Regions from separate parts of the Mus musculus genome. Here all the other regions are linked to region 2. Evidence: chromatin loops called from intact Hi-C (ENCODE). Cell type or tissue: gastrocnemius. All regions are shown on one strand. Links, peaks and the distances in the headings refer to the core of each region. The heading gives the core; the rest is flanking DNA.

Region 1 (10,595 bases), core at 2,098-7,097, 160 kb before region 2:
TCCAATGGGCCTCTCTTTCCAGTGATGGCCGACTAGGCCATCTTTTGATACATATGCAGCTAGAGTCAAGAGCTCCAGGGTACTGGTTAGTTCATAATGTTGTTCCACCTATAGGGTTGCAGATCCCTTTAGCTCCTTGGGTTCTTTCTCTAGCTCCTCCATTGGGAGCCCTGTGATCCATCCATTAGCTGACTGTGAGCATCCACTTCTGTGTTTGCTAGGCCCCGGCACAGTCTTTATGCAAGCAAAGTGTCTGTTTGTGAAGTTCTGCTCTGGAGCCGGTTACACTTGGGTTCACAGGTGTGAAGACAGTGGGGACAGCTAGACAGCATAATGGAGAAGACAGGTCTGTCTGGCATGGGCTGTGGAGAACAGGCGTGTTTACAGGGAGTGGGAGGTATCTATAAGTGATTTAACACGTGTCTCTATGCATACATGTCAAAGCATAGATGAGGATGTGCACAGTGCATGTATGTACGGTCGTGGGTGTGTGGATGCATATATATGTGATGGTAGCATCGGAAGACACTCAAAAGTTCAGCTTCCTCCCATGGAAGCCAGGGAATCTGCGTCTGACCATGTGGTATGGGAAGCAGCTCTGAGCAGAGCTAGGCCCGGGGCCTTTGGGAAGCTAGATACACCTCCATGTGCTTAGAAACCACTCTGGCACCCTTCCCTGGCAGCTGTGTCAGGGAGCCTCTCCTTGGGGACATTCCAGCCATTGCTTGGGAGGTTTGCCTCGCCTGAGGAGACTGAGGACTTAATGCGTCCTACAGAGTGTCTGCATTCCTTGTGCTCATGAGAGAGGCCCTGTGCGGATCACTGTGTTCTTGTTCAGTGACTGACCATTGGCTCGGTGATGCCTGGGCTGGCCTCACACCTCAGACTCTGAGTCTGTCAGCTGTCATACGACCTCTGTTCCTCTGTTGATTTAACACTACAGTCTGCCAGACTCTGACTCTGTCTCTACATGTTGCCTTATGGCTGTTGGTTTTTTTTTTTTTTTCTCCACCAAGGTTCATTTAGGCAGAAACTCACCCAACACCATTTTGCTAAAAGCTCAGCAGACAGAACAGTGTGAAAAGATTGGCGTGGTTCTGCTGGGGACTTGGTTAGCAGGCATGGGGAGGATCTCTTTGTAGAGCCACTTGAGGTTAGTGTTTGCTTCTAGCTCCAAAGAGTTAGGTGTTGACTTATTCGATTCCACACTCACAGTCCCATTCTCTAGATAAACGTAATCAGGATTCTCAGGAAAGAGACGTAGGGATCTTATGTGAATAAGCAGCTCGGATGATTCTTATGCTGAGTCAAACTTGGGGCACTGCCATCATCCAGCTGTCTGTTAGGACTAAGACATTTACAGAAGTTGTAAGCAAATACATATATGTAGTTGCCAAGATTTGAAATTTAGGGGGAAAAGAGGCCAAATATTCCATATTGATAGCATTAACCATTTTTTTAATGAAAACATTATTTGAGTAGAGTTGAATGGTCACATAAAAATTTCTCACTATGCCATTTGGCCCTATTAATCACCATCTTATGAGGGGCGTGGCCAGCGATGGCCATGCTTAGACTCAGATTCCATCAGGGAAGTGAAAATGGTGGAGTTGGCTGTGAAGAAGATCTTTTACCATGTGGGGCAAGTCAAGCGTCAGCCCCTGAACCCAGCACGTTCCCACAGTTATCACTCACCCCAGTGATGGTTTCTGGCAGGTTCTCTGCACATCCACTCCGTGCATACCTTCTCTTTAGGATGGGCTGCCCTTCTGTCTCCATCTAGAAACCCACACTCGGTCATTGAGGTGCCTTCCTTCCTCTTATCCCACAGAGCTCACTGTCCTTGCAGTTGGGTCACACTTTATAGTTCCTTCTTCTATATAATGGATTCTTCTCTGCTCTTCCAAACCCCCATTCTCTAGCCCTTGTTATATCTTATTTTAAACTAGTAGTTATATAATCATTGTAAGACAGCCAGTGCCCACTGGCTAAAGCTATGGAAGTATTTGGGAACAACTGCAAGGTGTTTTGAAGATTGATCCACAAGTGTTTAGGTCATAATATCCTCCACAAAGGGCTTGTCTTGGATGTGAGGGCAATCTCTATCCCTCCCATAGCTGTACATTTGTTTGAAAGAAGATGCCCTTCCCTGAGTAGAGGACCAGTCTTTTGTCAAGGTACAGAGCATCTGTGATCCTCTGCTAGAACCTTCCAACAGCCCGCAAAGGCATAGTCTTCAGTGACTTCAACATCTGAATTGGCAGTGACAAGGGTTAGTCCTTAATAGGGTCTGAATATAGAGACCTGTGTTTGGTCATATTCTTGACAAGGTCTTTAAGGTCTCAGATACTTTGTGCGTGTAGGTGGAGTCTTATTTATTTCTGCCTGCTCATTGATAATTCTTAATAAACTTAGAGGGAACAAATATCCTTGTTGCTGTCTGCATGCAAACGCAGGTATGTATATTAGTTATAGTCCTAATACTCAGTTTCTTGGTTTTGCAGCCACCACTGGTCCAGGCAATCTTCAGTGGCGACCCAGAGGAGATTCGCATGCTCATCCATAAGACTGAAGACGTAAACGCACTGGTGAGAGACTGTGGTTGTTGTATGGGTCCTCCTGTGGGGCAAGCAAGGCCTCTTGACATTTTCTGTGCTGTGAACCCCTGTAGAAAATTGTGAGAGCTCAGGGCTGCTTTTTAGACTATTGTTTCAAAAAAAAAAAAAACAAAACCCATGGAGTGAAACTCTAGGGTTAGACTAAATCAATTATGTTGAAATATAGTTGTAAAAAAAATTTAAAGATCAAGGGACTGAAGATGTCACTCCAGGGGAGAGTGCTTACCTAGCACGCAAAAGGCCTGTGTTAGACCCCCCAACACTGCAAAACAGAGAAAAAAAAATCAAATTTAGGATGCAGTAATCTGTATGCTTATCAAAATTGACCTTATTCTAATCAACTCATAAATTAAAACATCACACAGTGTTTCAAGGCCCCAAACTCTATCTCAGTGAGTGTTTATACAGTTGCAGTGACCGTCTTGAGGCCATGGAGTTTCATTTAGGGTCTTATGCTTTCCCTGTCAATCACACTCATTCATCACAGGAAAAGCAGAAACTATGAGTTGAAACCAGAAGGGGGAAACCCCTACTTTATATCCTGTCTATGACCCATTAAGATACAGCGACGCATCTGGCAGCGAGCATTGCGTTTTGAATGACCTGCCACTACCTCTTGCATAGCTGTGATGTCTCCTGGTGACAGTGTCACACCGACTGCCACTACTCCCGTGGTTTGCTCTGTATATCCACAAAGGAAGGATGCCGGCCCCTATTAAGAAGGCAATGATAGTGAAGCTATACCATTTTTCTTTCTTGATGTAATGTACCTTGGCTCTGGTGAAATTTGGCAACCTGGGCCTGTGGACCACCAGATATGAAAACTTTTTGTTTTTTTCCCAGTGATTGAAGAAAGATGAGGAGAATAGCATTTTTAGACATGCATGGTTGCTAGGAAGTTGAAACAAGTGTCCAGCGGCAGTTTTGTTGGAGTGTGGCTGTCCATCTTGCACACATTGTCTCTGCTGCTCTCACACTGCCTTGCTGAGCCCGGGGTCTGGACTGAGCCAGGGCCACTCAAACCCTGCCCTTTGTAGGAAAAGTCTGCTGGTTCTTGCCCTAGGGAGTCCATGACCCTGGGATGAACCATTGAACTCTCTGCAGCTCTTACTCCCGTGCTCTTTGAAGTTGTTGAAACCTTGTGTGTGCTTCAGCATCTTGCATATTTTGCTGAGAAAAGGGTCAAGGTATTTCACTGAATTCCTAAAAGGACCTATGGCACATCTATCAAAAGATCTACACATAGACTGTATCTGGGACATTTCCAAACAGATCAGTCACTTGCACCAAAGGGCACAAGCATTGGCCAAGAAGTGACCCTTTTGATAGTTTCTTAGAGTCAGGCTGAACAAGCGATTAGGTGCAGGGTGTGCTGCTAATTCACTTAACACAATCTGATTATCAAAGTCCTCAGGTCCCTTAGGGAGAAGAGTCCTCTTTACAGTTTAGTGTTCAGTAGAAAAGACAGGGCGAGTCGTCCATCTTCAGTGTAAGCAGATCTTTTCCCTGGGGTGATAACCTGCCTTTGAGGAGGTATCTCTCTCAGGTCTGCTGGCGGGCGGCTCCCTTCCAAGACAGGTCCTTTGGAGCAGCCTTTGTCTGAGGCTGTCCAGATTGGTGTGGCTTTCTCAAAAGCCTTTTGGCAGCTTCTCCTCAGCTGGCAGTAAGAACAACAGGGCAATGTTTTGAGATGTGTTTTTGCAAGGTAAGCCAGGATGAAGTCAGGGACAGAGGCCTTGCAGAGGCAGCTGGGCACTGGTCCAGGACCTGTGGGGTGGAGGCTATGAAGCAAGTTCACTGTCAAGAGCTTTGACATCACAGGAATTTGCCTAGACTATTTGGTGGCTGTGGGCCAAGCCCTGGCAAGCCTAAGGCAAGGTTACTATCTTTTCCTAATAGTTACAAACAAACAGAACTTTTAATCATCTACATCTCGGGAAATTGTACTGACCTTTGAATGACCTTTCTTTCTTTTTGGAAAAGTAACAACCCGTTGCTGATTGGCTACCTAGGCTTAGCTCTGTAACACATAGATGACTAATGAATGTTTGAAATCCGGAGCTTAGTTCTCTCAGCAACACATGGGAAGAGTGTCCCCTTTTTACGTGGGGTCTGAGGTATGAATGTGAGGTTTTCTAAGGTCACTGTGAGGGTCATCTTCAGTCTGGCTGAAGAAAGAACAATAAACCTAGAGGGGAAGCATGGGAAGGTTTTCCTGGGTCAGTGTGGAGTGTGTATATCCCTTCTGCTCATCCTCCATTTTGGTGACCTGTCATATAGCCACACCTAACTCTGGGGGAGGGGCTATCACTGTGCTACTGCGCCCCTGAAAAGTCAGCACAATCAACTTTGATCTTACAAGCTTCCAGGGAGTTAAAGTGATTCCACTAAGTTGTGTTTTGGCCATCTTTTTCACACTTCAGTTATTTACTGTGTCGCAACTCTGTGCTAAGCATGAGAGACACAGCAGTGGCAAGACAGTGGGCTCCACTGTGGAGCTCACAAAGTGAAATCAAGAAATGAGAAGTCACTTTCCAGGGTTTGCTGGAGGCCAGTCTGCAGGGTCTGAACTGTGATAATAAGCACGGGAGGCTAAGGGAGGTGAAGGGAGGAGTCACCCTGTATCTGCAGGGGATATGCAGCAGAAAAGGCAGCGAAGGAGGACTTGAAGTTGCTGATGACTGAGTATATCAGTAGAGAGACCAGGCCCGAGGTACTCAGTGGGATCTTTCACATTTTGGAGGCTCATTGCTCTTTTTGTTCCACCCACAGCTCCCAAGACTCCCTTCCTCCCCGACTCCCCCTGCCATGTGTGTAAAGGAGATCTTGAATCCCACTCTCACAGGCCTGTAGGCTGTGTTGAACCAATCTCTCACTGCCAATGTAGGTCATTTGGAGCAAGGCTCCTTAATCATTTTCCACGTGACACACACTCTGTGCAAGACATTTTTTTTATGTAACCTTGGGTATAAAGGCATATAAAATAGGTTTGATAAAAACCAAACATTTATTGGCAATAAATTTCTTTTAAAACAACTCCTTTTTGGTATACATTTACTTTTATTGCTTATTAAAGATTAAGGCCAATTTGTATATTAATGAGATCGATATACTTCTAAAACGTTTCAATTTTGCATTAGATATGTGTGTGTCTGTGTGGGTAGGTACATGTGTGTGCAGGTGTGTGCCCACAGAGGCATTGGGTTCTTCGTAGCTACATCTGCAGCTGACTGTGTGTCAGTCAATCAAGGTGGCTGCTAGGAATGGACCATGGGCCCTCTGCAAGAGCAGTGAATGCTTTAACCTCTAAGGCATCTATCCAGCCTCTTGATGGACTTTAAAATTTTTACATAAAGGATCGAATCTTGGATGAATATTTGATGCTGCAGGGTAGAGTATCTTCCGTGTCTTTTAGTTTTTATAATTGTCAGTGTGGTGAATACATGCATGGAATAAAATGGCATGTGTATGTTTAGGACTTTTCAAAAAATTGTTGGAAATGCCATTATTATCCAAATTGAACAGTTTTTCTTACGAAATTCAAACCATCAGTTCAAGCAACAGTTTTGTGTGTACCTCTGTGTGTGCGTACATGGGTTTGTGAGCAGGTATGGACACCTCACTCGTTTTCCTGGGTTCTGGTGACTGGACTCGGGTCCCCATGCTTATCAGGCAAGTAATATTTACCACCTGAGCCATCTCCCATGCTCTTAAAGAACAATTTTAAAATAAAATATTCCAACACAATGAGACCCAAAGATAATACTAATTTGATATATACATGCTAAGGAATGATAGTAGGGAAATAATAAAATTCTTTGTTTTCCACCACTAAATCACAAAATTTCTAAACAAACAAAAACTTTGTGCAGTAAAACCACGGATTTCAACATACAGCAGTCTTGAATGAAGCTGAGCATTGCAGGAACGACTTGTTGGGGTGTGGCCCGATGGCGTGCGCAGTGTTGCATGCATGTCTTATGTTCACAAAGGCACAGTGAAGTCCCGAGGAACAGCATGGGCCAGCTGGATGGAAACACCGGGGTTCCTTATGTGTTTGATTTTGAACTGAAATTTGATCGTTCCACATTCAGACACTTGTGAGGATTGCCAGTTTTTTCATGACCCAATGGTTAAGAAGCAGAGGTCGAGAGAAAGTGAGGTTAACAAAGGGTGTGAGGAGGGAAGACACCCAGTGCTTAGAGCTCAGTAGTTTAGGAAGCGGGTGAAGCTGATGATATATGTATGCCAAGGAAGGAAGTGACCTGGAAGGCGATACCGGCCACCTCTCCTTCTCACCCTCTGCTTTCCTAGCTGACCCCAATGAATCATTATGCTGGGATCAGGCTGTGGACACGTGCTTTACTCTTGGAGTATGCCTCATTGCTTTCATTTTTCAGCTCTGACATTTTCACCTTGATTTACGTTTCATTTGATGGGCCATGGGTTCTTTGCTGCACACCACCCTTTGGTTAGTTGATCATTGCAGAGAAAACAATGCTGTTTGGATTGGCCTCTCTGTGCTTCTCCAAACTTGATTGCCTCCGCTTACTATTCATGGACTCTACACTTCATCTAGATTGAGTTGCCCAATTATGCTTTTCTCCTCCTGTGTTGACTTCTCTATGTTCCAGCCTTATCTCCCCTCTATCCCTACTAATGTCTCCAGTAAGTTACCCTAATTCTTCCTTCTGATGTCTTTATTACCTCCTCCTGACCCAGAAAAGGGAGTTCTCTCAACTCCCACAGTCCTCTCTTTGTCCCTGACCACTTTAGTCTTCTTTCTGAGTCAGTTAATTGTGCCTGCCTGTGTCATAGGTTCAAGAGATGGTGTGTGCAATGACATGGTTGTGCTCACATTCATTCTCACTGTTCAGTTACCCAGCAGCCCTGGCAACACACTGAGAGAATCAGTCAGCCTCACTTATTTCTGATGTCGAGTCACCTTGTTGTCACCTATGTTTTAGTTCCCAGAGAGGACAGATCACTGAACCAGAGGAAGCAGCTGGCTGAGCGAGTGTCCCCAGGTTGCAGCTGGAAAGTGGATGAGCTGTTTGGAAGGCTGACGTCGTGTAGACTGAGTTGAGGAACCTGTGAAATGGCAGGATGATCGCTCTGGATCCTTCTGTTGCTTCTATCATGAGTGGTGTATCAGAGTCTAGAGATGTGGGATAGCTGTTGTATATGCCAAGATATCTATGTAAACTGACCCAGATATGGGTGATCACTAAGGACATTATAGAATCTTCCATTGTAATAATCAAACTGAGCAGAAGGTAGATAGAGAACAGCATCTTAATTTACAACCTCAAAGTTCCTGTCTTTAGCAACTCCAAAATCAGACTTGGAACTCAGTAGGATCCCTTTACAGCAACCCTACACCATGAAGATGGTCTTACTGTGCCACACAGAGACTAGGAAAGAGACAAATTGGTCCTGTGCTGTAGACTTAGGACAGGAAACCATTGCACACAGCTCAAGTGAACATTGTCGTCACATTAAATTGGATCTACGCTGTCATTATGCCAGGTGGTTGTAAGCTACAGCAAGAAGATTTCAGCTCCAAAGCTAAGAGACAGTATACAGGGCTGTCTAAAGAGGAGAGGAGTGTCTTTACAGATGAGACCCTGGAAGGCCATTAGACAGAGCTCCTACAGACAATGCCTGCTACTGCCTCAGATAGCCCCAGCCCTGCCTTGTGCTCTTAGCAGCAGTAGTACTTCATGGCGCTGTTTCGTCTTCTTGTTTTAGTGTTAGAGATACTGGTAGGTTGAGTCAGCATGTAAATCGTCGTAACTTCCTTCTCAGCCTGAAGTAGCTTTAGAGAGCCTTGTCTTCCAACTGTGAAAGACTACACTTCGAAGATTTGTGACTCCTATGTGACACCAAATGTGAGGTGCTTATTTCCCATTAAAAAGAACCACTAACAGCAACCTATGCACGCACACACAGATGTATATGCATGTGCACATGGTGTATACATGCTATACATTAGTATAGCAAATGAAATTAGCAAGTATTCTTCAGTATCATTTAATGCTCAATACATACTAATTAGTAGTCTCAAACAGTTGAGTTGTCCACAAGTTGTTGATTTTAATTTACTCATTTTATACAAAAACCAATTTCGTCATTCATGTAATATTTATCATTTGCAGCAAAGTTTGACCCAAGTACACATGCACTTTGCTTCCTTTCTCTGTTCTGTGAAAGGAGGGGCTCATATGTGACTGTAATAGAATGCATCTTAAGTTAAAAGCAAAGAACTTATAGCAAGCAAAGGGGAAGAAATGATTCATGCTACCACTTTGACTACAGAAAATAATGTAGGTGGTGGAGGAATGTTAATCTCAAGATGCAAATGAGAGAAAAAGAAACTGATATTTTACAAGAATGGGCTTTTTAAAGAACAAGACAAATGAGAGTAGTGAGCTTGTAATTTATCTGGGTATCTGTTAGGGCAGATTACTAGTTCTTTAGAAAATAGAATGCATTTTTAATTCCACTCATGAGCAGCCTGGAGAGATGGCTCAGCAGTTGAGAGCACTGACTGTTCTTCCAGAGGACCCAGGTTCTATTTCCAGAATGCACATGGCAGCTCACAGCTGTCTGAACTCCACTCCCACAGGCATCTGATACTCTCTTCTGCTTTCCGCTGGTACCAGGGGCATACATGGTGCACAGCCACACATGCAGACAAAATACTTAAATACATAAAATATAAAATAAAATTAAATACACTCTATGTGGGCTAAATCATTTAGTCTCTACCCAAGGAATTCAGAATGATCACTTTGCCACATTCCTACATTCGTTAACGTTTTCTCGGCCTGATTTTCCCGTGTTGACTTCCCCGAAACCTTGGAATATAGATTCTATAGCCTCTAGCCCGGCTTCCCGTGCTTCTGGATCTTCTCCTTTACAGATACATTGTACCTTCTTCTCCTTTACAGATACATTGTACCTTCTTCTCCTTTACAGATACATTGTACCTTCTTCTCCTTTACAGATACATTGTACCTTCTTCTCCTTTACAGATACATTGTACCTTCTTCTCCTTTACAGATACATTGTACCTTCTTCTCCTTTACAGATACATTGTACCTTCTTCTCCTTTACAGATACATTGTACCTTCTTCTCCTTTACAGATACATTGTACCTTCTTCTCCTTTACAGATACATTGTACCTTCTTCTCCTTTACAGATACATTGTACCTTCTTCTCCTTTACAGATACATTGTACCTTCTTCTCCTTTACAGATACATTGTACCTTCTTCTCCTTTACAGATACATTGTACCTTCTTCTCCTTTACAGATACATTGTACCTTCTTCTCCTTTACAGATACATTGTACCTTCTTCTCCTTTACAGATACATTGTACCTTCTTCTCCTTTACAGATACATTGTACCTTCTTCTCCTTTACAGATACATTGTACCTTCTTCTCCTTTACAGATACATTGTACCTTCTTCTCCTTTACAGATACATTGTACCTTCTTCTCCTTTACAGATACATTGTACCTTCTTCTCCTTTACAGATACATTGTACCTTCTTCTCCTTTACAGATACATTGTACCTTCTTCTCCTTTACAGATACATTGTACCTTCTTCTCCTTTACAGATACATTGTACCTTCTTCTCCTTTACAGATACATTGTACCTTCTTCTCCTTTACAGATACATTGTACCTTCTTCTCCTTTACAGATACATTGTACCTTCTTCTCCTTTACAGATACATTGTACCTTCTTCTCCTTTACAGATACATTGTACCTTCTTCTCCTTTACAGATACATTGTACCTTCTTCTCCTTTACAGATACATTGTACCTTCTTCTCCTTTACAGATACATTGTACCTTCTTCTCTCCTTTTAGTAATTGACTTGACTGAGGGTGGAAGCTCTGAGATGTTGTGCTAGTAGCTAGCATCTTGGATACTACAAATTAGACTAAATGAGAAGCTGCAGGAATAAA
Region 2 (10,595 bases), core at 3,104-8,103:
TTGTTATTGGAGATCAGCCTTAGTCCATGGTGATCTGATAGGATACATGGGATTATTTCAATATTTCTGTATCTGTTGAGGCCTGTTCTGTGACCAATTATATGGTCAGTTTTGGAGAAGGTACCATGAGGTGCTGAGAAGAAGGTATATCCTTTTGTTTTAGGACGAAATCTTCTATAGATATCTGTTAAATCCATTTGTTTCATAACTTCCGTTAGTTTCACTATAACTGTTTAGTTTCTGTTTAGTTTCTGTTTCCAGGATCTGTCCATTGATGATAATGGGGTATTGAAGTCACCCACTATTATTGTGTGAGTTATAATGTGCTTTGAGTTTTAGCAAAGTTTCTTTAATGAATGTGGCTGCCCTTGCATTTGGAGCATAGATGTTCAGAATTGAGAATTCATCTTGGTAAATTTTACCTTTGATGAGTAAGAAGTACCCATCCTTATTTTTTTTTTTTTTTGATAACTTTAGGTTGAAAGTCGATTTTATTCGATATTAGAATGGCTACTCCAGCTTGTTTCTTGGGACCATTTGATTGGAAAATTGTTTTCCAGCCTTTCATTCTAAGGTAGTGTCTGTCTTTGTCCCTGAGGTAGGTTTCCTGTATGCAGCAAAAAGTTGGGTCCTGTTTACATAACCAGTCTTTTAGTCTATGTCTTTTTATTGGGGAATTGAGTCTATTGATATTAAGAGCTATTAAGGAAAAGTTGTTGTTGCTTCCTGTTATTTTTGTTGTTAGAGTTGGAATTCTGTTCATGTGGCTGTCTACTTTAGGTTTGTTGAAAGGTTACTTTCTTGCTTTTTCTTGAGCTTTGTTTCTCTCATTGGGTTGAAGTTTTCCCTTTATTATCCTTTGAAGGGCTGGATTTGTGGAAAGATATTGTGTAAATTTGGTTTTGTCATGGAATACCTTAGTTTCTCCATCTATAGTAATTGAGAGTTTTGCTAGGTATAGTAGCCTGGGCTGGCATTTGTGTTCTCTTAGGGTCTGTATGACATCTTCCCAGGATCTTCTGGCTTTCATACTCTCTGGGGAGAAGTCAGGTGTAATTCTAATATGTCTGCCTTTATATGTTACTTGACCTTTTTCCCTTACTGTTTTTAATATTCTTTCTTTGTTTTGTGCATTTGGTGTTTTGATTATTATGTGACAGGAGGAATTCCTTTTCTGGTCCAAACTATTTGGAGTTCTGTAGGCTTCTTGTATGTTCACAGTCATCTCTTTCTTTAGGTTAGGGAAGTTTTTTTCTACAATTTTGTTGAATATATTTACTGGCCCTTTAAGTTGAAAATCTTCTCATCTATACCTATTATCCTTAGGTTTGGTCTTCTCATTGTGTCCTGGATTTCCTGGACATTTTGTGTTAGGATCTTTTTGCATTTCACATTTTCTTTGATTGTTGTGTCAATGTTTTCTATGGTATCTTCTGCAGCTGAGATTCCCTCTTCTATCTCTTGTATTCTGTTGGTTATGCTTGCATCATTGGCTCACGCCTTCTTTTCTAGGTTTTCTATTTTCAGAGTGGTCTCCCTTTGTGATTTCTTTATTGTTTCTACTTCCATTTTTAGATCCTGGATGGTTTTGTTCAATTCTTTCACCTGATTGGATGTGTTCGACTGTATTTCTTTAAGGGAGTTATTTACTTCCTTCTTAAAGTCCTCCATCATCGTCATGAGAAGTGACTTTAGATCTATATCATGCTTTTCTGATGTGATGGTGTATCCAGGACTTGCTATGGTGGGAGAATTTGGTTCTGATGATGCCAAGTAACCTTGGTTTCTGTTGCTTCTGTTCTTATGCTTGCCTCCTGCCATCTAATTATCTCCATTGCTTGCTGCTCTCAATATATCTGATTGGAGCCTGTCCTTCCTGTAATCCTGGTTGATTCAGGACTCCTCAGAGTCCAGCTTTCTCTGTGATCCTGTGATTCCAGGATCCTGTGAATCTGAGATTTTTGGTGTGTCATGCTTCTTGGCAGTCATGCTTCCTCTGAGACCCTGAGATCCTGGTGTGATCAAGCTCCTGGTATCCTGGTATCCTGGAGTCCTGGAATCCTAAGATCCTGGGCATGTTAAAGTGCCTGGAAGTGGTGTCTTCTCTGGGGACCATGGGGCTGTCTGCTGTGTTCAAAACCAAGGCATACCAGCACCAACCAGAAGTAACCTGAGCCGCTGGTCAGGCAGGGCTCCTGTTTCCTTGGTTCTGCTGTCCCAGGCCTGTCACAATTGGTTTGGAACAGATGTTGCATTCCACTTACCAGTGATCCTAAGATCCTGGGCATGCTAGGACGCCTGTGGCCTGGAGAGTCCTCTGGGGACCTTGGGATCATCCACCAAGTTCGTGCCCAAGGTGGCCTGGAGCTGGTGCCAACTGGAAGGGCATAAGCTAATTTAAAATACACATATAGCTTAATACCCCTTAGTTCTAGAAGTGACCACTATTATTGGTTTCTCTGGTATCCTTCTGAATTTTTCCTGTGACTATAGAAGTACACACAAATATAAATATACACACATACATTTTCTTTTTATATAAATGAGGCCATGCTAAATATATTTCCTGCAATGTAGTTTCTTAAAAACCTCTTTTGGACACTTTCTTATTACGCTCCGCAAATGTCATAGCAACCTATATGCCCATCAGAGTGTCTAGGATTGCTTCCCCTGTCTTCCTCCCCACTCACAGTTTTAATGATATTAGGGACCTGGCCAAACTCTTCATTCATTGCCCAGGTAATTACAAAATAGCACTATAAACATTTTACATAGTGTTTTGAATATCTGTTGGCATTTTACACTTCTGTTATCTCTGTGAACTGCATTTTTGGGTCTTTTGCACACTTTCCTAGTTTTCAAAACCATTTACAAAAGTTCTTTTTATATTAAGAAAATAGTCCTTCGTGCTAAATCTTTTGCAAATACATGGATCCTTGAGGAGCAGTACAGAGAAAATTGCAAATGGCAAAGGACGTCTGAAGCCACCTAAGGCAGAATTTTCCTATTTCTCTCTCATCTCTCTGACCCACTTCCCCCTAGACAACCTTACCTCTTACTCTCTTTTATTTTCAAGATCCTTTGCTTATGTATTGTAGGCATGTGACTAATATTTTTTCCCTTTGTAGACTAAATTAAAAGTCTCAGACTGTCTATCTTGTTTTTAGTGCTACATAGCCTAGGACCTCATAAGAGATCTGAACTTGGCCCTCGCCCATGTCCTGCATTTCCCTAACTGGTTCAGTGGCTTCGTTATGATCAGTGGAAGAAATAACAGGGAAGAGAACAGCTTCCATTGCATATCAGATCTTGTGCAAAGCCACTGCAATTATCTCTCTTCATCTTTGTGGCAGCCCCAGGAGGCAGCTTTTATTGCTCTCATTTTATAGATGAGGATACAAAACTCTAAGTACAATTAAGAAAGTCACCTACACCCTCATGGTTAGTCACATGATGAGCTGTGAGGGAAGATTTGCATTTGTAGATTGAATTAAGAGTCCCCAATGTTTCCAGTAATTTTTCCCCTAGTTTTATTAACAGAAAAGATTCCTGAAAATCTTTTTGTAGTGTCCATTGATTTGTTTAGGACTCTCCTGAGAGATGAGCATGTAATTCACACAGCCATTTGTCTAAATTAGATTTTTAGATTGTAGATCTAATAAATGTATACTGATGGATGTAATGCCTTTGAGCAAATTAGTTGACAAGGGAAAAAAAAAACACAAAGGCATTTACTTGCAACCAGAGGTTCATGAACTAGTGTTTCTGCCTAACCTCAGTGTGTGGGCTTTAGATTCCATCCCAAGTGTTGTTACAAGGGGATCTTTGGAGTTTGTGACTCAGGAGGCTCAGCACCTCAGGTGGGTTGTTGTGGGATTTGAGGCAAGTAAGGATTCGATTTGTGGCTTTCTCTTTTGCAGGCATACAATGGGCATCACCAAGCCTTGGAGGTCCTTCTCCAGTCCCTAGTGGACCTGGACATCAGGGATGAGAAAGGCCGGACAGCTCTGTACCTAGCTGCTTTCAAGGGACACACAGAATGTGTGGAGGCACTTGTTAACCAGGGCGCATCCATCTTTGTAAAGGACAATGTCACCAAAAGAACTCCACTTCATGCTTCAGGTAGGTCTTGTGTATTCCTGAGTTTTACAACTCATGTACAGAGTTAAATAAAAGGGTAAAATGTGTCAAGGTGGCTTCACAGGCATTAATGGCATCATTAGGACTGTTTTGCAAAGGGGCTAGCAGACAAGGAGCTAATAAACACATCCTTCTATCAACCTGCACACTGCTTTATTCAGTTTTCACTTTGACCCTTGACGCATCTGATATCAAAACAGAAACCCTTAACATGTGCACATCAGTCAACAAGGGATGGGGCTTTTCTGGAATGTTTCTGCACTACATATGAAGGGATATATACACATATATGAAGGCAAGTTGGGGGAATCTCTGGCCCTGCTAAAGCCCGAGTACCTTTTGGCTCAGACGATTCCATTCTGGTAACCTTTGAGAAGGATGGAATATGACATTTTTCAAAAGAGAGCAGAAAGTGGGCGTGGCCTTGTAGAGGAAGTGAAGGAATGAGAACACATTTCTAAGAGACTTGCATGATTCTCATTAGTTGACTGTTTTCTAGGGATGCTAGACAGTTAGATACATTTCTGTCGGAACTGATGAGATCCTGAGGGGGTGGGGTGGGGGGTGAAAGTTCTTGTTGCAAGGCTACGGCCTGAGTTTGATCAACGTGACCCACATGGCAGAAGAGAGAACTGACTCCCCTCAAGGTGTCCTTGGGCCTTTACATGCTTACCATGACAAATGCACGACAATATAAATACAAATGTAATTAATTATTTGTAAAGAAAAAAAAGAAGCACATTTCTATCTATATCTCTTAACTTCCAAGTCACACCATACAAAAATAGAGGAAGCCTACCTGTTGCCTGACTGTCTAGAAAGAATTATTGCCAGGAAAAGGTCAGTAATGGCTGGGGTGGCCAATTATACATTTTTGTTTCCACCAGTATTTTTGCTTCTTAGGGCATGCTTTCCTTGGTATGATTGTCAAATCAAATTTACTCATTTTAAAGAGTGGTTGCCTATTATTAAGCCAGAAACTCACTTTGTTACTATGTAATTCCTAACAATTGCAAATGGCCTGGATCGATTGTGGAAGGCTGCCTTTGAAACTTGTGAATAAATTAAAAAAAAAAACAAAAAAAAAAAAACCAAACCAAAACAAAACAAAACTGGTGAATAATGAAGGGCCATCCTCACCCATTTGCCACTGTGATGTAGGTGTGGTCCAAGGGTTCCCTCTAGTGGTCAAGTAGATTCACTCTTGATTTCTCTCATGCCATCTATTTAAAAGACAGGCTGTCATTTAACTGTTCTCCACAAAATGTCTGCTGGGCAGAAGCTTCCCCCTGGGATTCGAGGATCAGCTTAGCTGGATTTTTTCTTTTTCAGTTCACTTGGAAGCCTGTTCCTTTGGTCGAGACCCTCAGTGCTGTGAGGAGGGGCAGCCAGAATGAACACTGGAGGTTTTAGCACAGATAAACACTGACAGTTGTGGCTTTGAGCAGTGTCAAAAACGGCTGTCAGAGACTGACCCAGTCTCCCAGAGAGCTGGATCTGGCAGGGGACAGCTAACAATGCTAATATCTTTCTTCTAGAAGGCATTAGGGGGCGGGGATACAGTACATGGGAACCCAAGGAGAACTGAGGTTGCTACTCTTGTGTGTGTTGGGGAGGGGGGTCCCTAAGTTTTCCTTAGGGCTGTGAGCTCAATTCAGACAGCTAAGCAAAGAACAAAAGCCTCTCTGGAGATGACTTGTGGCGCACCGGTTGACCAATGTGAACCGAGATGGTTTTTTTCTTATGTTTAGCCAAAATTGAAATGTCCTTGGAATGATTGTGAGCATTAAAGAATATCAAATATATCAAATTGATACAGAAAGAAAAGCCAAGTCCTGTTGATTCCATTCCTTGAGCCATTGATGAGAGGATTTAGCTGTCAGCCCTATGCCAATCTTTTCCTTTTGGGGATACATTAAACTCCCTGCAAATTTCAACAAGATAACAGGCTTTTGTATAATTTTGAGAATGATAGCAGAGGTAGCCTTGCTAGGATGTGGCCTGGAACTCCAATCCATCATATGTCCTCCCAGTATGTATGTATCAGTGGATGCTGAAAAGGAGCTGAACAGCATGGCGTTGTTCCTGCTGTGCATTTGAATGGTGTCCATGAATGTGAGCTAATTCTAATAAACGTTGTTCCAGAAAACCGTGGAAGTTAAATTACCATTCTTTAATGACTGGCCAGCAATTAAAATGACTGTAAAACAGCTCCGAGAGGAACCTTTCTCAACACAACCTCATTGTATCCATTCAGTTCTCTCGCTGTATCCAGAGCGAGGGAAGTCTGGTGTTCTTTGTGGGGTGTGCATTGCTCAGAGAGTAAGCCATGGCCAGCATGTTAAGGATAGCCATCCTCACCTTATCTCCTGAGTGGATCCCTTGACAGCTGTAAGGCCTTGCAAAGGTTCTCCTCAGGACACCAGGGGACATGCTTTATCATAGAGGAGGAGTTTACCATCCACCCCATGAGATCTGCTTCCCAGCATCCGTTTTGGGGCCCCACCTCCTAAAGGAGCACATTCAGTTATGCACAGGGCACACACACCCTGGTACTCGCCCTCAGCCCCATGAGGCAGAGACGGCATTGGGGTTACAGGACACTTCCTGCCTACTGCGGGGTAGCTGGGGCAGGTAAGGCTCAGCAGCCCTAATGAGGGACCTGAAGATCTCTGGGTCCTCACCCAGCAGGAAGAGAAGGGACAGCAACTGCACCTGCTGCAGCACTCTTAAGACCCTGCAAGGGCAAGGCTGCAGTTTGAGGATCACCACCACCACAGAGCTCCCGTGCTGGTAAAGAGGGACCACCCAGGCTATGCTCACTCTTCTGCTTTGGTGTTCTATGTTCAGCCGCCACTAACCAATGAGAACTGTAGGTGGAATATGGAACTTAGACTTCACTGATCTACAAGAGTGGTCACCACTCTGTTTCTCTCTCTCTCTCTCTCTCTCTCTCTCTCTCTCTCTCTCTCTCTCTCTCTCTCTCTTCCTCTCATCCCTATTCTCTTCTCCTTTTTTAGAAAGAGCTGGAGATGGGCTAGACACAGGATGGTTATATGGAAGTAGAGTGGACTGACAGCAGGCGGGGACACTTACCAGCCCTCTACAGGGAGATAAGAAAGGACAGTGAGCTTAAAAAATTCCGAAAACAGAAAGGGGAAGGCAAAGATGGAAGTGTATGGATAAAAAGAAAGGGGGGATACAGGGTTTCCCTGAGCCACCTGGGCCATCTTGAACTGGAAGCCAGGACAGTCCATTAGCAGCCGTGAGAAATAACTGACTTGTCCACAAACTTCGCTTGGGAGAGAGAACCTGCCATGTTGATTTATGTAAAAAAAAAAAAAATCTCTGTCATTTTCTTTTTCAGTTATTAATGGTCACACACTGTGTTTGAGGCTACTACTTGAAACAGCAGACAATCCGGAAGTGGTTGATGTGAAAGATGCCAAGGGACAGTAAGTGTTTTCATGTTGGCCTTCTGCTATGATCAGTCACAGGAGCAGCTTGGTTGGCTTGTTGAGTAGTGGATAGGGATGAGTGCTGAGTTCTAGGATAGCACCTCTCTGTGAAACTCATGGGTCAGGAGCCTAGAACCCCGAGGTGTGGCCCGCCACCAGAGCCTGTACTAAAGGGAAGAAAGCACTCAGTGTGCGCGTCTTATTGACAGTGAGCGCCTTTTTATCCCTGCTCTAGCCATGCTTCCCAGTCGTTAGTATTTCCTCTTTCTTCCTACCTCTGACATTTGTTTTTGTTTTTGTTTCTGTTTTTGTTTTTCAAGACAGGGTTTCTCTGTGTAGCCCTGGCTGGCCTGGCACTCACTCTGTAGACCAGGCTGGCCTCGAACTCAGAAATCTGCCTGCCTCTGCCTCCTGAGTGCTGAGATTAAAGGCATGCGTCACCACACCCGGCTCTACCTTTGACATTTAAAGCTACCTACCACTTACCCACTTTCTAATAATAGCAAAATGGCAGACCTGGAGAGTTGGTTTCTGTCCTGGAAATAATAAAGAATTCCTTCAGATTTATATCTTCTCTTGAGTTTGTTTTCAGTTTCTATCTGTTGGCCTAGTCTTCGCCCGGGCTTTTCTTACAAATAGGAAGTGCAGACAGAAAGGCTCTAGGTCTGTCCCCAGGCACAGGAGCTTGAGTGACAGCTAGAGCAGGGCCCTGGTCTTTCTTCTACACTGGCCAGACTTGGCTTCAAAGCATGGAAGCTCTGTCCATCCAGGCAGATCTTGAGCAGAGACCAACATTGATTGCTAGGACAGCAGAGGCTGTGACAGAGGCAAGAGGCTCTTCTGCGTGTGCACACGCCCCAGCCGAGCCCCAGCCGGCTGGCATGGAGTGGTCGCCACATGGCCTTTGAAAATGTTAGAAGTAATGTGACTGCCCTATATGTTAGCCAACATTCCATGTGGCTTGTTCTACATGACATGGAGTAGCGAGTTAGAAACATAGGAAATACTGGGAAATTTTTGATAGAAAGAGACCTCTTCTCTCACTGGAATTAGTTTTGTTTTTGTTTTGTTTTGTTTTGTTTTGTTTTAAATCTCCTTTTAAAATACCAATTTCTCTCTCCTAGAACCCCGCTGATGCTTGCAGTAGCATATGGACACATTGATGCTGTTTCATTGTTACTTGAAAAGGAAGCAAACGTAGATGCGGTCGACATAGTGGGATGCACGGCTTTACATAGAGGGGTATGTCCATCTTCCTCTGCTTCAGTTAGGTTACCTCCTCAATGAGCTTGCTTCAGTGTTCTCTGTGTGAAGCTTTAGGGGAAAAGATGTTTCATAATATATCCAATTAGCTTCACAGTCAAAACAAAATTACAGAATTTTATACAATGACACAAATGAAAGCTACAGTTTGGCCCTGCTCTTAGGAGTTTGTGTTGGACTGTGATACCTACTGTTGGAGGGGTTCGCTCTCCTTTCTGATTACAAAATGCAAAGTGTAGAAAATTTGCAAAGTGAATTTTTTACATACAGAAAAAGAAAATCAAAATCACCAGCAATCATACTTCCTGGAGATAATCACATTTAATACACATATGCACGAGCATGCGCAGACACACACCGTGGCCTCTCTTTTTCTTAGTATAGATAAAGGACCGTTCTCCGTGGCGTAAAATATTCTTCTGTATAATTTTGTATGCAGAATTTATAATACTCATGTGTGCAGCTGCCAGAATGAATTCAGTGGTGTTGAACATTCACACTATATCTGTTGCTTGGAGCAGCAAACGATGACAATCTATGTGTCCTGTGGCCAAGTCTTTTTACACATCTGCTGATTTAATTTTTGAAGGACAAAAAAAAATAGGCTAACTAGACAAAGGTAAAAATTATAAAATTGCTATGTAGAAGTGATGTAAGCACCCTAGCTGGTGACTAAAAGTATTTTCCATGATTATCAACATAATCACAGTTCTGGTTTCTTTGCACTTCTTTTGGGCCATGCAGCAGTCTAGGGGACATCACATATATATGTCTGTCAGTGATAGCCTGTGCATACAGCAGTGATCTCATACGGTTAGAATGGAGCTGAAGACGATTCCTTTCTTGTGTAACTTTTACTGCACCTTTGCTGTTTAGATACACAAACCCTTGTGACCCCATGATGTCCATTAGGGTAATGTGTTGTGCATGTTAGCTTAGGCTTAACAGCTCTCTTGGGCAGCCTAAGAGGGGAATAGGCTGTGCTTTCTAGCATTGTGTACAGACTCTCTGAGATATTCCCAGAATGCATCCCCGTGCCCGCTGCACAATGTAAGTGTGTTGTCTCTTTAGTACTGGGCAACCTCTGAGGTCATTGTTTCTCTGCCTTCTCATAGTGAGTATACTGAGTCAGAGAAAGGCCGACTCACTTGTGTCTGACAGGGGTGGACAACCAGGATTTAACATATTCCTCCTTGATTCTGAAGCTAGTATTTTCTAAGGTATCATGATACCATCCGTAGTTATGTTTGGAGAGAGAGCTCCAAAATACTTCTCCTGGGCTTTTCTGGTAAGGATTTTTGCTAGGGTTGTTCTGCCTCCTACCTCTTAGGCCAGGTGGGGGAAGCCTTCTACTCTCAACAATTCTATCCCCAGACAACTGAGCTTTGTCTTGCATTTTAATTGCAACATGCCAGATTATGACAGGACATGAGGAATGTGTGCAAATGCTGCTGGAACAAGAAGCATCAATCCTCTGTAAAGATTCCAGAGGGAGGACACCCTTGCACTATGCGGCTGCTCGGGGCCACGCCACATGGCTGAATGAATTGCTCCAGATTGCCCTTTCTGAAGAAGACTGCTGTCTCAAAGACAACCAGGGATACACGCCACTGCACTGGGCGTGTTACAATGGTGAGTCGAATGTCATCTGAGTCGAATGTCATCTGAGTAGAATGTCATATACTAGACTTTCTAGCCTCGCACCTCTGTGACCTCAGTGGAGGTGAGAACACT
Region 3 (10,595 bases), core at 3,149-8,148, 78 kb before region 2:
GGACACTGTGTGGAATCAGAGGCATTTGGTCCAGCTTTTGGCACGAGGCAGCTGCCTCAGAGGCTGTCCAGGGAGTTACACAGTTCATAAATGAGGTTGCCTTAGACTCTTCTGGTACAGGCTCTCTCTATTTTTAACGCTTCTGGAAGTACTAGCCTATGATGACACAATATGAGATTTTTGACCTTTTGGCTCACAGTCCTTCTGAAGCAACTTAAGATGACCATTCTTGCTTGTGCAATGAAAAGCTAATTTCAGATGAGTGCTTATAGTCCCTTTTGAACACGCTGTGCACACCTTTAATGTGATGAAAGCTTATTTTACTCACTGATTATTAATGATCAGTTTGCCGCGTTTAACTTGTAGCCTTCAGACAAAGGGTAAAAAGACATTTAATGTATAATTTAATGTATACTCCGAGAAAGGCTTAAAGATTTTCAAGTGGAAATAGAAATGTCTGTTGAGTGCTGATAAACTAAAAGCTCAGCCATCCAGAGGATTTATTTTAATAGAAACACATTTTCAGATACAAATGCAAAATCTCTCTTACTTTTCTATTGTTATGATGCTCCCCTGAAATATATTTGAAATGACAGCAAAAGCATATACATATGCCAACTATCCTTTAAACAGATTTATAAAATGACAGCATCAGTGGAAGCCTTTCAGACTCAGGCGACAGTGGTTTCCTCCCCTGTTGATACTTGCACCATCTTCTTTCTCTTCTCACTTTTTGTCATATTTGAGGGTGGTAAACCTAGATGCGAGCTGGTCTTGAGAAACCGTTGGTGGGTCTCGGCTTGGAAGCGTGCCAGGCTGTGTAGTGGTGTCCAGAACAAAGGCTTCTAAAGTCTGAGCATCTCCTTCCTCATCTCCCTAGCTCAGGTTCATGGCTGAGCTTTTCGGGGAGATCACAGCTCAGGTCCTTAGATAGATATCTACACCCAAAACTGTGCTGGGGAACAACAGGAGCCAAATGGCTGCCCTAGATACTATCAGGTCATAAAAATGATTTAAATGGAAGCCTCTAAAATCAGGCCACAGTGAGATCGCTCTCTAGTCCCTAGATGATCACAATAATTAAATTAACTTTATCATTTTTGTTATTACAAAATAATTACATTTACTGCAAACCAAAATGAAATCATTGAAAGATCACCCTAATCAGAATTTATATTGGCAATTTGGTAAAAGTTTTCAAATTTTATATATATATACATATACATACACACACACACACACACACACACATATATATATATATATACACACACATATATATACATATACATATATATATACACACATATATACATATATATTCTATAGAGAGATATATAATTATTATGCTTACAAGAATGATCATAGTGTGTTTGTTTGAATAATTCATTCTAAAAATGAATGCCACAGCAGAGAGACACAGATTTGAGTTAGAGAGCAGTGTTAGATTCAGGCAGCCTTTGATAGTTCTCTGCCATGGTCAAAGGCAAGAGGAGTTACCTTCTGTAAACAGTATTAAGTTGTCAGCCACATATGCACAAACCTGTCAGCAGCAAATTGATTCTTCGAGTAAAGACTAAGACACACACGTCTCTTAGACGGGGGAAGTCCCTCGGATCTTTCTGTGATAAGCATAGTTTTTGTTGGTTTTGCCTCCTCTGCAAAGAGCCACACACTTTTTAGTATTTTATTTTTATTGCAAAGATTATCAACTGTCATATTTTAAAAATATACTTATCCAGTAAAAAAAAAAAATTACTTCCTGAAAAAACAACCTCGGTGAAATGAACCAAAGGAGGAATGAAGAGATGTGCAGATGTTGGGGGCGGGGTAATATTTTTATCACAAGACATTGGAGCCTGGCCAGGAAGACTCTGAGGTAATGCTTGAGAATACTTCACAGGGAAGTAAACCGGCACCGCCTTTCTCAGAGGCTGTTTGTCTACTGCTTATCCAGAGCCTTTAAAAGGTGCAGACTTTTGATCCAGCAGTTCTGTGTCTAACAGTGCTGCTGGAGGAAGTGAGCTGCAGGGTGAAGAGTCTTCAGAAATTGTTTATTCTTCTGTTCTTCTTAATAGCAAAAGCCTGGAAAGAGTCTCTAATGTCTAGTGACTGGGGACTTGTTAAGTAAATGCTCCAAATTATAGATATTATATAGCTGTTTATAGTTATATTAGTGAAAAAAATAACACATAGAAATCTTTCAATGCAGCATTAAGGGAGAATGCAAGACACAAATATTTCTACACTATATGAGTTCAGCCATGGAAAATTCTACATATAATCCACACATGTACACACATGAATATGCACATGCATAGATGCACACACAAATGCACACACACATGCACACAGTTATGACATGAACATGCACACACTCACAAAAAATGAAAGAAAAGATTCCAGAACACTAGTACTATATTATAATCAGTACATTTATGAATAATTTCTTTTCTCTTTTTTGTCTTTTCTTTGATTATTTTTATCAATAATCCATTGTTTAGAACAAAATATATCTTTATAACTTGATCAAAGTCATTCATTCATGTATTTTCATTTCTTATTTTGGCAAATACAGTGTGCATGTGTCTAGGTGTGTGTACTAGATATACTAATATTAGTATATCTTGTGAAAAATGAATATATTAATATGTTGTTATAATTAATAATGAAAATAAGGTCAAAGGTGGTGGGACTTGGTTGACTAGTGATTTTTGGTTTTCATTTTTACAGTACTAGTGAGTGAGGTAACTATTTGGTTAAGCATAGTCCTTTACTGAGATATACTCTATACCTGTTATCTATGAACATGGTCCAATAGCTCAATAATGTACAGATTTCCATAATGATACAGAGATTTATTTCTGAATAGGATAACCAAAAGCTAACCTTAGAATGACTCTTCTCTGCTCTAATACTGGATATTTGTATTTTTAAGTACAGTTAATGAGTATGTTTGTTTATGTGAACATGAGGACCTATTGTGGTTCATCCTCCCTGCAGTCAGCCCTCTCTACTTGGATTCACCCTTTCATCTCCTGTATCTCTCTTCTGGCCTCAAAATTTTCTCTCTCTCTCTCTCTCTCTCTCTCTCTCTCTCGTGAAATGAGGTCTTGCTATGTAGCTGAGGCCAGGCTAAAACTCACTATTTAGCCCAGGATAGCCTTGAACTCACCATTTGTCTGCCATAACTTCCTGAGTCCTGAGATTCTAAGCCTGAGCAACCATGTCCATTAGGCTTTATTTTTTAAGTTGAGATCTAAGTCCTATCCAATTCAGCAGATTTGAGTGTTTTCTCAAGGTTACACAGCTATCATCACACGTAACTCTAGAACATTCTTATCATTCCTGGATTGAACCTCATTCTCATTAGCATTCATTCTCCAGTCTCCCTCCCCAGACCCTGGCAACCGCTAATCTTCTTTCTGTCCTTATGAACTTTCAGGCCTTTGGGGAACATTTATTTAGTCAGACAATTTATATCACAGACATTAAAATAAACTTCAAATGGGTCAGCCATGTCAAGTTAACAGATGCTTCCAGTGCAGTAAACAATGGGTTAATTTCCTTGCTACTAGACTGTGCAGAAAACCGTTCTACTTGCAACATAAATGCAATAAAGGAAAAAGTTTATTATCTTTTAACCGAATGAAAACACCATAAACAAAGGTGAAGACAAAGGAAGACTAGACAAAAATATTTGTAGCATGTATTACTGGTAAATGCATAGACCCCACCACCACCACCAAAAGTCTTTAGCACCTTTGAAAATAAATGAATAAAAGCCCACACACAGACACACAAATTTAGAACAATGGACAAAAGTCATGAAAAATTCCTTCAGATAAGATAAACAAATGTCCCTTGAAACAGAAGTTGATGCTCCACTTCCTTCATAATAAGATAAATGCAAATGAAATCCCACTGGGATGCTGGTTCTCAGCCATCAGATGGCAGGTATTCAAAAGCTTGAGTCTGTGGAGAAGAGGCAGACTCATTCAGTGCTGGTTAGCATGCAGGTTACACAGCACCTACAGAGGGAGAGTTGGCAGAACCCAACAAGAAGACACATCCATTTTCTTAACAAATGCAAATAGGATACATACACATGAGAGTCTTCACTTCAGTGTTCCTGGTAATAGCAAAATGTTGCTTACAACCCAATCCATAGGATATGAGTCTGCTAAGCTAGTTCATCCAGGCAGGAGGAACAACACAATAGCATAATATTAAGGCTGTCTTTAAGAAGTGACCATTCAACTAGAGTTCCAGGGTATAGTTAGCAAAGACACTGTCAGAGAAACACAGGAAGCATATGCTAAAACTGATGAAAATGGTTATCATAGGAAAACTGTGAGGATGAAATGGGGGAATAGGAAGGGGAGTGTGTGTGTGTGTGTGTGTGTGTGTGTGCATGTGTATACACACAACCACAGACACAAGCACACAGGCATGCACACATCGCAAGCACAAGCACACTCATACACACTGACACAGGCCACCTATGAGTGTCTGTCCTTAGTAGCCATGTACCTTGAGTTTTTGAGGCAGGGTCTTTCACTGGGAGTTGGAGCTTGCTAATTAGTTGCTGGCCAGTGAGCCCTGTCTCTGCCTCACAAGTGCTGGGATTGCAAGTGCATGCCACAGTGCCCGCTTTTTACACAGGTTCTGGGAACCAATTTATGTCCTCACGCTTGCATGGCAACCACTATGCCATCTGAGATATCTCCTAAGCGTGAGGCTTTTAAAAATACATAATTTTGATTTGTGAAGCATAAATATTTTAATACGAATAAAACACATTAAATTGAATCTAGTTAAAAATTTAACGCAGAATCAAATGTACCAACTATATATCAAGGCACTAGTGCAAATACACAGTAGTCAGATAGCTTTTGCATGGAGTACTCCCTGTATGAGGGAAATCGTTGTGGAAAAGTTTTGCTTAAAAATAGCATATTAAATTTAAATTCACACAGCCTATAGGATGTGTTGGCAGGTAACATCTTAAGTACTCAAATGGTTTTCTTTTTTTAAATTGAAGTAGAATATATAAAACAGAAACATCCCCATTGTAGCTATTTCTAAAGAATTAATAATTCGGGACTGAAGAGATGACTCAGTGGTTAAAAACACTGTCTGCTCTTCCAGAGGACCAGGTTCAATTCCCAGCACCCACACATGGCAGCTCACCACTATCTGTAACTCCAGTTCTAGGTGGTCCAATACCCTCACTTACACACATGCAGGCAAGATACCAATGCATGTAAAATTATACATAAATGGATTTAAAAAGAATTCATAGTTCAGTACCATTAAGGGCACTTGCTGGTGCTGGGATTGCAAGTGTTACACAACCACCGTCAGTAGCTTCATCTTTCCACCCTGAAGCCCTGTGCCTGTTGCGTATAATACCGTATCACACCCCCCAGGATCAGAACGACACAGCCAGCATGTAATGAGGAAGTGCCATGGAAAGACCCCATCTGTCCTGGAGTATCCTGGCCAGCATGTTTAGTGGGATTCCAAAGAGGAAACCATCAGGCAAGACATAGATTTAGGATATCCTACAAAGCGTGGCTTCATTTCTAAAGATATTAATGGTGTGAGGGAATCTTAAATAAACAAAATGCAGAGTAAGGTATGAAAGAGATGCTGTCAGAGTCCACAGAGTTGCACAAAATTATAACAATGTTCATTTTCTTCAGTAAGAGAAGGAGATACATTTGTGCTTGAGAATAGTTTGCTCTTAAGGGAAACATATACAGGGGGGAATGCCACAATATCTAATCTATTCTGAACACTTCTTCTGATAACTAACTAGACCTGTTGTGTCCATACAAACAGAAAGGGAAGTATGAAATAAGATGTTGGAGAAAACAATGCAAAATAAAACAGGAAAATGAAAATGTTATATGAAAGAAAGGGTTGCAGGTCACTACAGTGATATTTATAATAAATATTGGCATCTTTGGCATTTAATTCATGCCTTTTCTCATCCACATTTTAAGTTGGGTCACTGCACTTCACAAACCTTTCCCTGGGTGCTCTGTCTTATTTGGATTGTGTGAGGTAATTTCCATAAGTCTCTTGGGTTGTATTTTAAGGAATTTGATTGTATTGTTCAGTTAGAGCTAGAAAGTTTTAGGTTCTTGAGACAAAATAAATTTTTCTGCATTTCTAATAAACTTCTCTTTCTGCAGACATGGCACTGCTACAGTTTTGGAAAGTGAGCCATCTCCGTAACTGTCATTTTTATACTATAGAGCAGGGATGCACACTGGGGTAGACAGGAAATCAATAGTTGGTGTTCCCAATGGTTGGCTGGTAGGGTGTGGTACCCAAATCAACCTGAAACCTTGCCTGATGCTGTATTAACATCTCTTCTAGGAGGTGAGATCGACTGTGTGGATAAGGATGGCAACACACCTCTCCATGTGGCTGCGAGACATGGTCACGAGCTCCTGATTAACACCCTAATCACTAGCGGAGCCGACACAGCCAAGTAGGTCACTGGGAAAATACAGTGGCCTAACTGCCACGTGTGGGAGTGAGCTCTGGCGAGGGAGGCTGTTGAACAGTGCAGGGCACCCATTTATCCAGGGTAAGGTGGATCTATGCCATTATGCTAAGCACAGATTACATCTGAACTCAAGGAAGGCAGTTTAATGACAGAGCCCAGGAGGCACCAGCTGGTTTCAGCTGCATCGAAACCAGGTCTATTTTGCCAGAAACATTGGACTACTTTTATTAGTTTTGCTTTCTAGTGTTTTTGTTTGTTTCTTTGTTTGTTTCAGCATCCACTGTCAAAGAGGAAAGATAACCAGGCAAATTCAAATTTACTCAGCGTTTTTGCTCAGTTTTAAAAACAGTGTTATAGCATACAGTCGAGTCCATCTGCCACATGGAGAAATGTGGCGGTGTGACTTTGTTTTGCACTTAATTCCACACAAATGGCAAAAGCGTATCTCTGGATATGGGGCTGAGTTCTTAGGGAGATTCATGAGCAGTTACCTGCCTGCATCTTCAAAGAGCTCATAGTTTTGTTGGTCTCAAGTCTCACTTACGACAAAGACCCACCAAAGACAGTAAATCAGAATTCTAAAGGAAAACAGGCCTTCTGTGGCAAAATGCTTGGTGTCTATGTTGTCAAAGTTGACAGGAAAGGGAAAACTCAATGGTGGTGGTAGAGGTTTTTGAAAAGGCTTCAAAGAGATGAGACTTGGGCAGATCTGGGGCTTAGGTTGAGTGGGGGTGTGGCTATGTGTGAGGAGTGTGCAAAGGGGCTGGAGGAGAATCGAGCAGAGCAGAGGATGGCAGTAGCCCACTGGAGGAGGAGAGCAGCAGAGATGGGTGGGCATACCTCTGTGGGGGCTGTGACTCCTCCATTGACCATAGATACTCCTGGGAGCCACAGTCCACCCAGCGGCACTGTATGGAGCTTGGAAACCCAGGTTTGCTGGACTAGTCTGGGCTCCATTTCTACCTGCTTCACCTTGGAACTCTGTGATTTTGAGCCTGTTGCTCAATCTCTCTGTGCTTTGAAAAATAGAAGTAATAATGGTACCTATCTATGGGTTTGTTAGTAAGATTAAATGACTTAATTACCAGGAAAGCTCTCTGGTAAGATCTGAATGAGTAGAAGCTATTTAAATACACCAGGAAAGTTTATTAAAATGATAATATTTTTGAAAAGCTCTCTGAACAGTACCTAATACGCAGTAAGCTATCAATAAATGTTAATTATTATTTTATTACCTAATAATATGTAATAGAGACAAATTCAAGAGTACCTTAAATGCTTAAATGCAGGGGTTAGTCTTGAACAGAGAGACTAACTGTGGGTAGCCGTAACTGAATTTTTAGGAGGGAAAACATATATTAGGAATTCTGTGTTTGTCAAATGTGTGTAAATATAACTGAACATCTTGCCAAAGAATAAATCAAAATTAAGATGGTTCATGGTAGCCCTGGTGTGTTCTTTATCAAATTCACCAAGGGTCAGATGTTTTGGAGTGAACTTTAAGGAACACGTAGCTTTGTAGTTCCAGTGGCTCACCTTCATTAATTGTTATGTTGAACTAGATTCCCCTGACCTCCTGGGTGCTGGCCTGGTGATGGTGGAGGTCACATAGGAGCAAATGATTGTAGTCTTATGTTTGTTACTGTGGAGCTTGGCAGCTAGCTTTTAAAAGAGTTAGGGAAATTCACTCTTCAGCACTTCCAGAAGACCTGACATTCCAGCAGAGGAAAAATTGGATAGAAGGTTCAACAGAGTTGGGGGCTGGAAGCAAGTCATAAACAAAGACCTTTCATGGAGAGTAGCCCCCCTCCACAAGGACACAAGCATATTACCATAGTGAAGAAAGCCCTAGGGCTGGGTGACCTGACATGTGTGAAGGGGTTGGAAGAAATGAGGGAGGAATGGAGGAAGAAGAATCTAGAAGAATCTCATATGTCCTGCCAAGGAATTGGATTCTATCTGGAGGCATTCGGAAGCTGTTAAGGAATTATAAATGGGTGTAGGATGGGCTGTGTCTAACAGTCCCATTTGTGAGTAAGAAAGATCCTCTGATAGCCATCCAGACAGACTGGAAGCCATCCAGACTGCAGACACTTGGCAGCCTCTCCCATGTATCCTGGGTAGAAAAGATGAGGTCGTAGGCTAAGGATGAGGCTGAGGACCTGCAGAGGAAGGGAGCGCTGGCTAACAGTGTTGGCTGTGTGTGTCTCTCAAGATAAAAGGGAATCTACTTTTAGCCAAGCCCTCCATCTCACTGATTATGCCCTTAGTTCTTTCTGCAGCCATCACTGCGGATTTACAGTTCCCGAAGTTACTTAGATAACTGACTGTGACACTCCATTGTTGCATGCCTCTTGTAACCCACTGTGCCAGCTCTGGGGTTATATAGGCTACTGCTCTCAAGAAACATATAATCTATTTGAGGACAGATTACATTAACAATGACTATCCTACAAGCTAAGTATGTAACTAGAGCAATTAACACTGCCACTGGGATATAAGAACATGCATCAGACAGAATCCTGTCTTGTAAGGCCAGGACTGGCCTCTGGGAAGAAGCTGGAGTCAACTAAGACCGAGATGAGCTTCTGTTAATTAGGTCATGGTGGTGAGAGAATTTCAGATCCTCAGTGTAAACTTATTTTCATTATTATTAGTTGAATAATAAGCATTAGCCCAGCTACAACTTCTTGGATTTTTGATGTTACCATATCAGTGAATGTTTTAAAAACTGTAAAACGTATGCACATAGACAAGAACATTTGTGTAAAGTGCTTAACTTAACAGCAGTATAGTAGCAGACAACCATGAGTGCTTACCTAGGCTAGGCACCACTCTAAAGGTTACAAGTAACTATCACAGAATTTCCATAGGGTAAGTGCTCTGTGGTTAGCACCACCATTGAAGCTCACAGAGACAGTGAGGAGTAGAAACTGAGAGCCTGTCCTTGGCCATTTGGGTCTGGAGATCCAGTATACCAACATATGGTCCATTGCCAGTCTGATAACATGTGTGGTAGTGCCTCAGGCTGTGCAATGACAAACCACCATCTCTGTGAGACTGTGGCAACTGAGCTGCTGAGCCTTAAGGGTTCAGTGTGTATTGCAAGGGGGAAGGTGGGGCAATGGGCTCAGTGCCCAGTACCGTGCCCCTTATTCTAACTCATTATGCCATCTTTTGTTTAGGCAAAGATCTCAGTGTCCTTATTCCTCCCTAGGCTGAGATACAGCTTATGTCTATGAGAGCTAACTTTTTGTCTTTACCATTGGCCTATGACAACTATATTCAAACTATGTTATACAAATACAGTTAATATGAAGTGCCAATGCCAGCACAGGTTTGGCATAAACAGGATGAAAAAAATGTCATTCAGACGAACCCAAGTGTGCCTTAGTTCTAGTCTTTAGATTATTATTAAAAAGAAAAGATTCTTCTGGAAGACTTTTTAGATCCCAAAGGTATTTGCAGTGACCTTCAAGAGTGTGTTAACAAGTTTAAGAAACATTACAAGAAGCAGCAGGAAAGATGAAGTGTCAGACAGGGGGACCTGCATGTGCTTGGCTCTCAGGAGGAGTGTAAAGATGTTCACTGAGAATCTAGCATCTCTGTAGATTGGGCAATGGCCACTCAAGAAAAAACCTTGATAGCCATGTTAGAGTGTTTGGGCTACTCAAACCACTGATGGCATTGTTGGCTGCAAATGCAGGAACCAGTCTTAGCATTATCAACTGTACACAAATACCTGCAATAATGGTTGGAATGACAGCTTTCCTTTAAAGTTTTGAACTTTACAAAAAAAAAAATGAGGACAAGTCAGGTTAAATAATTATAAAATGATTCCATTCTAAGTTAAGAAATGTGTCTTTGTTTCATGTTTTGTGTGCTTTAGTCCAGCAAGTCCTTCTAATTACCCTGTGATGTAGACACTGTAATTTTCTTTAAGTTCCGGATGATGGAGCTATTATATACTTGCCAATCATCAAGTAATTAGGAAAGAGCAAAGCTAGTACTCAGGGCTTCTGACTCCATCTCCTTAAACACAGTGTTCTTCACTGCAGCGGGAGAAGAGAAA

The links. Peaks named below come from ENCODE experiments on the same cell type or tissue, not always from the same donor. Only the 100,000 strongest peaks of a DNase experiment are listed, where the experiment ranks them.
Region 1: a loop joins it to region 2, with 4 times the contacts of the local background. A loop is called at or near these places in 19 of 42 quality-filtered maps.
Region 3: it touches region 2 in a loop (2.8-fold over the local background); 7 of 42 quality-filtered maps call a loop at or near these places.

What each region holds. Positions count from the first base shown.
Region 1 is chr1:54,820,605-54,831,199 of GRCm38, reverse strand. Ankrd44 (ankyrin repeat domain 44) reads left to right here. Exons shown (of 28, transcript NM_001081433.3): 2 at 2,505-2,588. Among named protein-coding and RNA genes, the nearest start is that of Ankrd44, 100 kb to the left of the region's middle. In gastrocnemius, for the core only: no CTCF peak of the experiment used is centred there; a DNase peak (open chromatin) is centred at 4,379; H3K27ac peaks cover 1,911 bases.
Region 2 is chr1:54,660,899-54,671,493 of GRCm38, reverse strand. Ankrd44 (ankyrin repeat domain 44) reads left to right here. Exons shown (of 28, transcript NM_001081433.3): 18 at 3,921-4,122; 19 at 7,508-7,595; 20 at 8,723-8,840; 21 at 10,277-10,493. Among named protein-coding and RNA genes, the nearest start is that of 4930444A19Rik, 15 kb to the left of the region's middle. In gastrocnemius, for the core only: a CTCF peak has its summit at 5,322 (motif pointing left); a DNase peak (open chromatin) is centred at 5,358.
Region 3 is chr1:54,739,224-54,749,818 of GRCm38, reverse strand. It overlaps Ankrd44 (ankyrin repeat domain 44), which reads left to right. Exons shown (of 28, transcript NM_001081433.3): 10 at 6,391-6,505. All of the region lies in intron 3 of 4930444A19Rik (a long non-coding RNA gene), which reads right to left. Among named protein-coding and RNA genes, the nearest start is that of 4930444A19Rik, 63 kb to the right of the region's middle. In gastrocnemius, for the core only: no CTCF peak of the experiment used is centred there; DNase peaks (open chromatin) are centred at 3,950, 5,454 and 6,540.